Linked DNA regions of Mus musculus: region 2 is linked to region 1. Evidence: chromatin contacts called from ENCODE POLR2A ChIA-PET data. All regions are on one chromosome and are shown on one strand. The core of a region is the stretch at or near the end of the contact, and the rest is flanking DNA. Distances in the headings are between cores, read along the strand shown.

Region 1 (3,679 bases), core at 897-3,396:
CCTCTTTTGGCCTTGGTGGGCACTGCACACAGGTGGTGCATTTACAAACATGCAGATAAGATACTCACACTCACATACACACACACTGAAATTCAAACATGTTTACCCTTTTTGACTTAGGTATACAAATTCTGGGAAGCCATATTTAAGTAGTTACAAAAGTAGATTGAAAACTTTGGAATAGTGAGGACTGCAAAACTACTTAAAAGAGCAAGAAATGAGAAAAAAGAAGAACTTAGATGTGCAGCAGTTAAGAGAATGCTCTGAGTCTCACTGCCCACTTAACAACGGGTGCTTCGCGTGTGACAGTAACTGCTACAGTTACAGCGACTATGTATGGAGGGCCCACCATGTATTTCTATCATGTGCTAGCACAGCTCATGAGCTCCCATGTTCACAATAACCCAAACAAAACAGCTAATGCTATTAATTCACCCACACAAACAGGGAAACGGATTCTGGACTTTATATAATCTCCATCACTATACTAAGTAGTCAACAAATGCTTCTTGCATAAGTTGAACCCTATGTTCATGGATGTATTAAATGAAGACAACAAAAAGAAAATGACAATATCTTTACATACGAATGCCCTGATCCAAATTGAATACTTAAGTGATTTCAATTATGGAGCAGTTTGAAAATACACGAGGAAATATGTCAACTCTGGTTAAAAGTTTCTCCCTGTTGCTTTAAAATGCTCACATGTTCCAGAATTTCTACAGTGAATACAAACCATGAAATATTTCACGATGCTGAGTGACATTTCTGCCACTGGAAACTTTTATTTCAGGAAAGAAGACCTTTACTGTATACAGATCTTGTTACCAAGTTTAGAATGGGAGTTGATGCAGTCTATACATACTTACACTCAAAAGTACAACTCAGGGCATGACTTGGCCTATCACCATGTTTTAAAGTAGTTTCTCGTGCAGTTGAGACACACACACACACACACACACACACACACACACACAGAGAGAAAAAACTACAGATCACCCGGAAAAGTCTCATCGCGCGCACATGGACAAGATATACTAAGTGGAAAAAGTAAAAGAGCAACTTAAGCGGGACAAGGGGACAATAGGAGCCTGAGAACGGGTCTCTGGTGTTGGCTTATAGGAGTCGGGGCCACAGGTAGGCATTATAAACTAAAAGAGAAAGAAGGCAGGGGTGGGGGGGGAGGGGGTCTGATTCAGAAGTAAAAGCGTGCGTGTGCTTGAACTCTTTAGGAAAGGAGGGGTAAGGTCCTTAAGAGAGTGGAAAAGTGCACCGGGACTTTTAGTTTAGATGCTTCAACTACAGAAGGAAGGCAGAAGGTAGAAATGGCTCTCCGAGGGAGTTTGCTAAAGGAGCCTAGAGCTACAGAACCCATTTTTATAAACTCTTAAACTAAGAGGCTAGTGTAATCTGTTACCCTGGTTTCTCTAGACACAAATACAAATGCTACTTTCTACATAGCAATAACAGGCGCTAGAATCGGTCGGATGGAGTAGATCACTGGGAAGGACTGAAGAAAAGGCTCGGTGAGACTAAGATGCAACCCCAGAGGAGGAGAGCAGTCCGCAGACTGGAGAACAGGTTCGGTCATCGGCTGGGGTCGAGGGAGTCAGGGTGGTTGGGCGGGCACTTCTGACCCCAGCTCCATTGACCGAAGGAACCAAGGTAGGTGGAGGCTACGCAGAGGTCCCAGCAAGAAGTCGCATCACCCTGGCCGCTGTCACCGGTGATCGCGGCACGACCCCGACGTGGGCTCCCGTACCTTCTAAGGTGACAGTGTCCAGCTCTCTCTGGGAGTGCTCGGTCGCAGCTGCCTTGCCGTCTCCCTCCCCCGTGGAGCCGCTCCCAGCTGCTGCCTCCTCTTTCATCTCCACATCCTGGGGGGCCGGTGGCGGCGGTTCTTGTTCCCCTCCCGGCGGCGGCTTTGCCTTGTCGGCGCCTCGGCGCCGCGCCGAGCCCTCCTGCTTCATGGCGCCCGGGGTCGAGGCCTAGTCCGGGGACCGAAGCAGGGGCCTCGCGTAAACCCTCACACCAGAGACCAGGCACAGAGCCGGGCCTGCACACCAGCGCGGGCTCGCGTCGGGCCGCACGATGACCGAGCAGCTGCAAACTCCTTCCCGGCGCTGGGGCTTCTGGGAAATGCCAGGCATGGCGAGCAGATGGCCGAGTCCAGGGAGGGAAAATAAATCAACAGCCGAGGTGCACGATGAAGGCGGATCTTCTAGGAAGTGGGAGGAGTCTTCAAGAAACGATGAAGGCGGACCTTCTAGGAACTGGGAGGAGTCTGCAGGAATTTGTGGGACCTGAGAGTGGTGATTTTATCTTCCTCTCTAGTGTACATCTTTGGATGTCCGCGAGAGGTCACTTTAGACTCCAAGCTGGGCTACAACAGACTCTAACATGTAAGTGGGTAGGACCTATCGGAGCTCAGATGGGGATGACATCATGAGTTGCCGGGCAGATTCCTCTCCACCCCCCTAACCCCCGCCCCGGTCAAGCTCTCCCAGTTTGCGCGGGTCAGGTCCCCAATGAAATCCGCCAGGCTCGTGCTCTCAACGCCCGCCAGATGCTTCCAGCACCAGAAAGAAAAGGAGCTTGTGGACGTGTAGCTAGGCTGTTTGGCTTTCGATAAACTGAGCTCAACCCCCAGGGCATCCGAACTTCCTTGTCAAATTTTTGTATAATGCTGAGTATAAGGCATACCTTCTCTGCAGCCTGGGAATGTGGGGGTCGTGTGTATTTGTGTAGAATTAGTCAAATTTAATAATAGGAGTCCACGTTGTATACTGCTCAGGGCCAGTATATATAAGATTGTTGAAAAACCCAACATGCCCAGCGTGGTGGTGCATGCCTTTTATCCCAGCACTCAGGAAGCAGAGACGGGTGGGTTTCTGTGAGTTCGAGGCTCAGCATGGTTTACAGAGTGAGTTCCGGGACCACCAGGGCTACACGGAGAAACCCTTTCCCGAAAAAGTAAACAAACAAACAAACACCAGCTCAAGAATGTAATGTAGGGCTAGGTGTGGTACATAATTTTAATCTCAGTGGTACACAACTTTAATCTCAGCACTAGGGAGATCTTTGAGTTCAAGGCCAGCCTGGTCTACATAGCAAGCTCCAGGACAGCGGGAACTACACAAAAAGACCCTGTCTCCAAAAAAAGAAAAAAAAAAGAAAGTAATGTTGAGGGGGTGGTGAGATGGCTCAAGTGAGTAAAGGTGCTTGCCAAGTATGAAGACACGAGTTTGATCCCTGGGTCCCATGGTAGAAGGAGAGAACTGAGTCTCACGCTTTTCTCTGACCTCCATAAGCATGCTGAGGCTCGAGTTCCCCTCCCCCATAAATAAATGCTTTTTTTTTTTTTTTAAAGGTTTTTCTGTATTGCCCTGGATGTCTGGGAACTCACTCTGCTTCCCAAATGCTGGAATTACAAGCATTTGCCACCACTACTAAGCATAAATGCTTTTTTTTTTAATTAGATATTTTCTTCACTTACATTTCAAATGCTATCTCCAAAGCCCCCTATATCCTTCCCCCTTCCTGCTCCCCAACCCACCCACCACAGCTTCCTGGCCCTGGCATTCCTCTGTACTGGGGCATATGATCTTTGCAATATCAAGGGGCCTCTCCTCCTATTGATGGCCAAGTAGGCCATCCTCTGCTACATATTCAACTAGAG
Region 2 (3,504 bases), core at 86-2,585, 59 kb before region 1:
GTGTGTCCAGCAGCTCCTGTCCTTGAATCTGCCTGGATGTCCCCGAGTGAGCATGTAGCTGTCTGTGTAGGCATATCTGTTGTCTGCATGTCACCTTTGCCTCCCCCTTCATCTTGGACAATGGCCCCCTTCATCCCCTCCCCCTCCTGGGTCCAGAGCCAGCATTCAGGGGCAGGCCTCCCGTCTCCCTGGCTTTCCTTCTGTGTGCTCCCCCCTCCAGTCCCTAAAATGGGTGGCTCTCTTCATTGCCTCTGACATCTTCCCAGGCCTTCTTTTCACACTGGACAAGGGAGGGCCCAAGATAGAAAAGGGGCACCAGAGACACGTTGCAAGGGAGGGAAACGGGGAGCATGCACGCGCGCGCGCGCGGACACACACACACACACACACACACACACACACACACACACAGAACACGGGTCCATTTCTTCCTCTCTTCCCCAACCACAGGCCAACAATTCTCCTAATCATCTAGGGACCATCAAGTACACCCCCACTACTACAAGCTCACACTCCCCCCACCCCACCCCACCCGCCGCGTTTTTGCAATTAGGAGTGTTGCAACCAGAAAGCCATGCTCAACTGGAGAGGTGGGGAGGGGAGGGGGGCTTCTCTCTCCTCCAGCCCATGCAAGCCCCTCCACCCTGCCGCACCCACATTGCCCTTCCTAGCTAGAGACAGCTTTGCAAAGGCCATTCGGTCTCTTTGGCTGGGGGGGTGGGGGGACACGACAAGCTTCTGGCACACCGTAAACAAACCGCGGCGGGGCGGGCGGGGGAGCCTCGGCAGGCAGCGGGGCCCAACCCGGGAATGCGCAGCAGACCGGCCGGACAGAGGCCGGGGCGGGCCCTCGAAGGGGAGGCCCAGACGCCATCTCCCTGGGCGAACCCCGGGGCCCACCGACCACTTAACAGCACCTTCTTTCCCCAGGGCGTAAGTGGCTAGCTCTCGGGCTGTGACAGGGTCACCCGGGCGCCGGAAAAGACTGAGGTCGGCGGCGGGAACCCCCTGGGCGCCCCCAGCCCGCCTCCAAGCTGGCCAGAGACCCGCGGCTTTGCATAATCAATCGCGATGCATTTGCATATTAATGCCCCCTTGCTCCCTCCTCCTTACCTCGGCTTGGCGCGCTGGTCCGAGCTGAGCAACGACGCGGGGGTCTCAGCGCCCCGTGCCGGGGGCGTCCATGGGGGGCCGGTGGGGCCCGGGCCGCCCGCCTCCAGCGCCGGGGTGTGAGTGCGAGTGAGCGCGGGGGGGCGGGGGGCGAGTGTGGCGGCCCCGCGGCTCCTCCGGCAGAGGCGGCGGCCGCTCTGGCTCCTCCCTCCCCCGCCCCGCTCCGGCTGGGGCTCCAGCTCCGCGCGCCCGGCCGGCTCGCGGCTGCTCCCTGCAGGCCGCCTCGCAGTCGCCGGTCCCCGCCCCTCGCCCCCCGCCGCTCCCCAGCTCCTGGCCGGCCGCCCCGCAGCCCCTCTACCGCCTTGGCCCCTACCAGGCTCAGACTCGCCCACCTCACCCCCGCCCCCCCTACGGCTCCATCCAGGAGCGACGGTCGGTGACACGTTTTGAGAAAGATGTCATTTTCAAATAAAATAGCTTTCATTTGCGAGGAGAATTGGGGGAGGGGGGTTCTGGTTTGCACCCTGGGGTAGGGGGAGAAGGACCGAGGAGATCACTGCACCTTATAAATCCGGGAGGAAGTCCAGATACCAAACGCTAAGGGTAGTTTCAGAGTTCGGGTCCCTTCTTTGCGAACAACTCCCTGTGTGACCTTGAACACATTACAGCATCCAGGGTAAGAGCACAAAATCCAAAGGTTGGACAGGTTACTTCTGAAATCCTCCTAACTTCAACCATCCTATTTCTAGCCGTTTTGGAGGCTCGTTCCACATTGTGCCTCCTCTCTCGTTTCTAACATTAATGCTGAATCCACTGTCTCCTCTTGCAAACGTCTCTGTTCTCCATGGAAGCTCTTTCTAGTCACTGCCCACCAGCCATTCCCCAACAATATACTCCTATACTAAGCTTGGGGAATGGGGGTGGACAAGACTCGCTACAGCCCCTTATCTCCCAGCTTCTCAGAGGTGATATTTCCTCTCCTGTGTATACCATCAAAATCCAAATGGTTCAAGGGCCAATCTAAGCAACAGAGTGGCTGCAAATAGGTGGACTCCTTTTCTCAAAGGAGAGGTCTCCATGCCAGTTCCGGACCCTTGCGCGCGCACGCGCGCGCACGTGCGCCAACCACACACACAAAACACACAACACACACACACACACACACATACACACACACACCTGCATTCGTGGACATAAAACCCTGCCAGTGACGCCAGAGCCCCTTTCATCTTGGGATCTACTACCGCCAGGCAGAGGTCTAATTACCCTAGCACCCCCCTCTGGCCCCGCCGGTTCCCCCGCTATCATTAGCCCAGTTTTACCAGCGGGGGCCATAGCCTTCCCACGGCTCCCAGGGCGGAGCCCTGCCTCCACAGCCTGCTCTTGGGGAGGAGCCAGAGAGTGTGTCTGGGGAGCTGCTCTTCTAACCGTTCAGTTCATACTGGATAGAATCGTTTGCTGAGTGGGTTGCTGACCAACAGTCTCTCCAAGTTGGGCTGCCCTTGCACATCTTAGTTCCAGCCACCTACATCCTGAGCCAATGGACTCACTTCTCTTACAAGGGGTTTTAAGGGTTTACAAGGGATGAGGAGAAGGGAGAATGCCTCTCGTGGGGCTCCCGATAGGGAAGGGACAGGAAGCTGGATGAGGGAGGAACGAAGTGGAAGCCTACGGTTACTGGGGATGGCAAGGGGGACTGAAGGACACACACAATGGTTGAAAGAAGCCTGCACTGTACAGCGGCAGCTGCAGTGGGGAAATTGAGGCTCCAGTGTGCAGAGTCAGCAAACAGTAAATGAACCAGCTCAGTCCCGGCTCCCAGCGGACATGCAACAGCTGTAGTGTAGAGAAGGCTGCAGTGTGCTCTCAGTGCACTGAGGCACCAGGGTGGCTGGCTGCCAATCGAAGCCACCTCTACAATAACCAAATCTGGTTGAAACCCTGGGGAACAAGGCCGTGTACAGACTCAGGGTCCATGCTCACATGGAAGTAGGCTCTTGGGATTGGGGTACCAGAGGAGCTGAGGGATAATCCCAGGGAATGAGAAATACAATTATATTCTGCCTCACTGAGGCAGGACTCAGAGGCTGGGGACTCAGATTTCAGCAATAATCTAGACCAGGACAAGGACTGAGAAAACCCAGGGCACCAAGGTGGTACTCGTCTCTGATACTCTCGTCTCTCTTCACAGTCTGGAGGGTTGTTTTGTTTGTTTCATTTTACTTGTTGCTTTGTTTGTTTGCTGTCTGTCTTCTGTCTGTTTTTTTTTTTTTTTTTTTTTTTTTTGGTTTTCCGAGACAAGGTTTCTCTGTATAGCCCTGGCTGTCCTGGAACTCATTTTGTAGACCAGGCTGGCCTCGAACTCAGAAATCCGCCTGCCTCTGCCTCCCCACT

The links. ChIA-PET counts read pairs that join two places held with the same protein, here RNA polymerase II (POLR2A).
Region 2: POLR2A ChIA-PET joins it to region 1 with 13 read pairs in Patski. The contact joins the promoter of Thra here to the promoter of Psmd3 in region 1. POLR2A ChIA-PET finds 5 or more read pairs at or near these places in 4 of 5 experiments (Patski and embryonic stem cell).

Annotation. Positions count from the first base shown.
Region 1 is chr11:98,681,021-98,684,699 of GRCm38, reverse strand. It overlaps Psmd3 (proteasome (prosome, macropain) 26S subunit, non-ATPase, 3), which reads right to left and starts at 2,146. Exons shown (of 12, transcript NM_009439.1): 1 at 1,763-2,146. The coding sequence starts at 1,970.
Region 2 is chr11:98,739,616-98,743,119 of GRCm38, reverse strand. It overlaps Thra (thyroid hormone receptor alpha), which reads right to left and starts at 1,335. Exons shown (of 10, transcript NM_001313983.1): 1 at 1,114-1,335.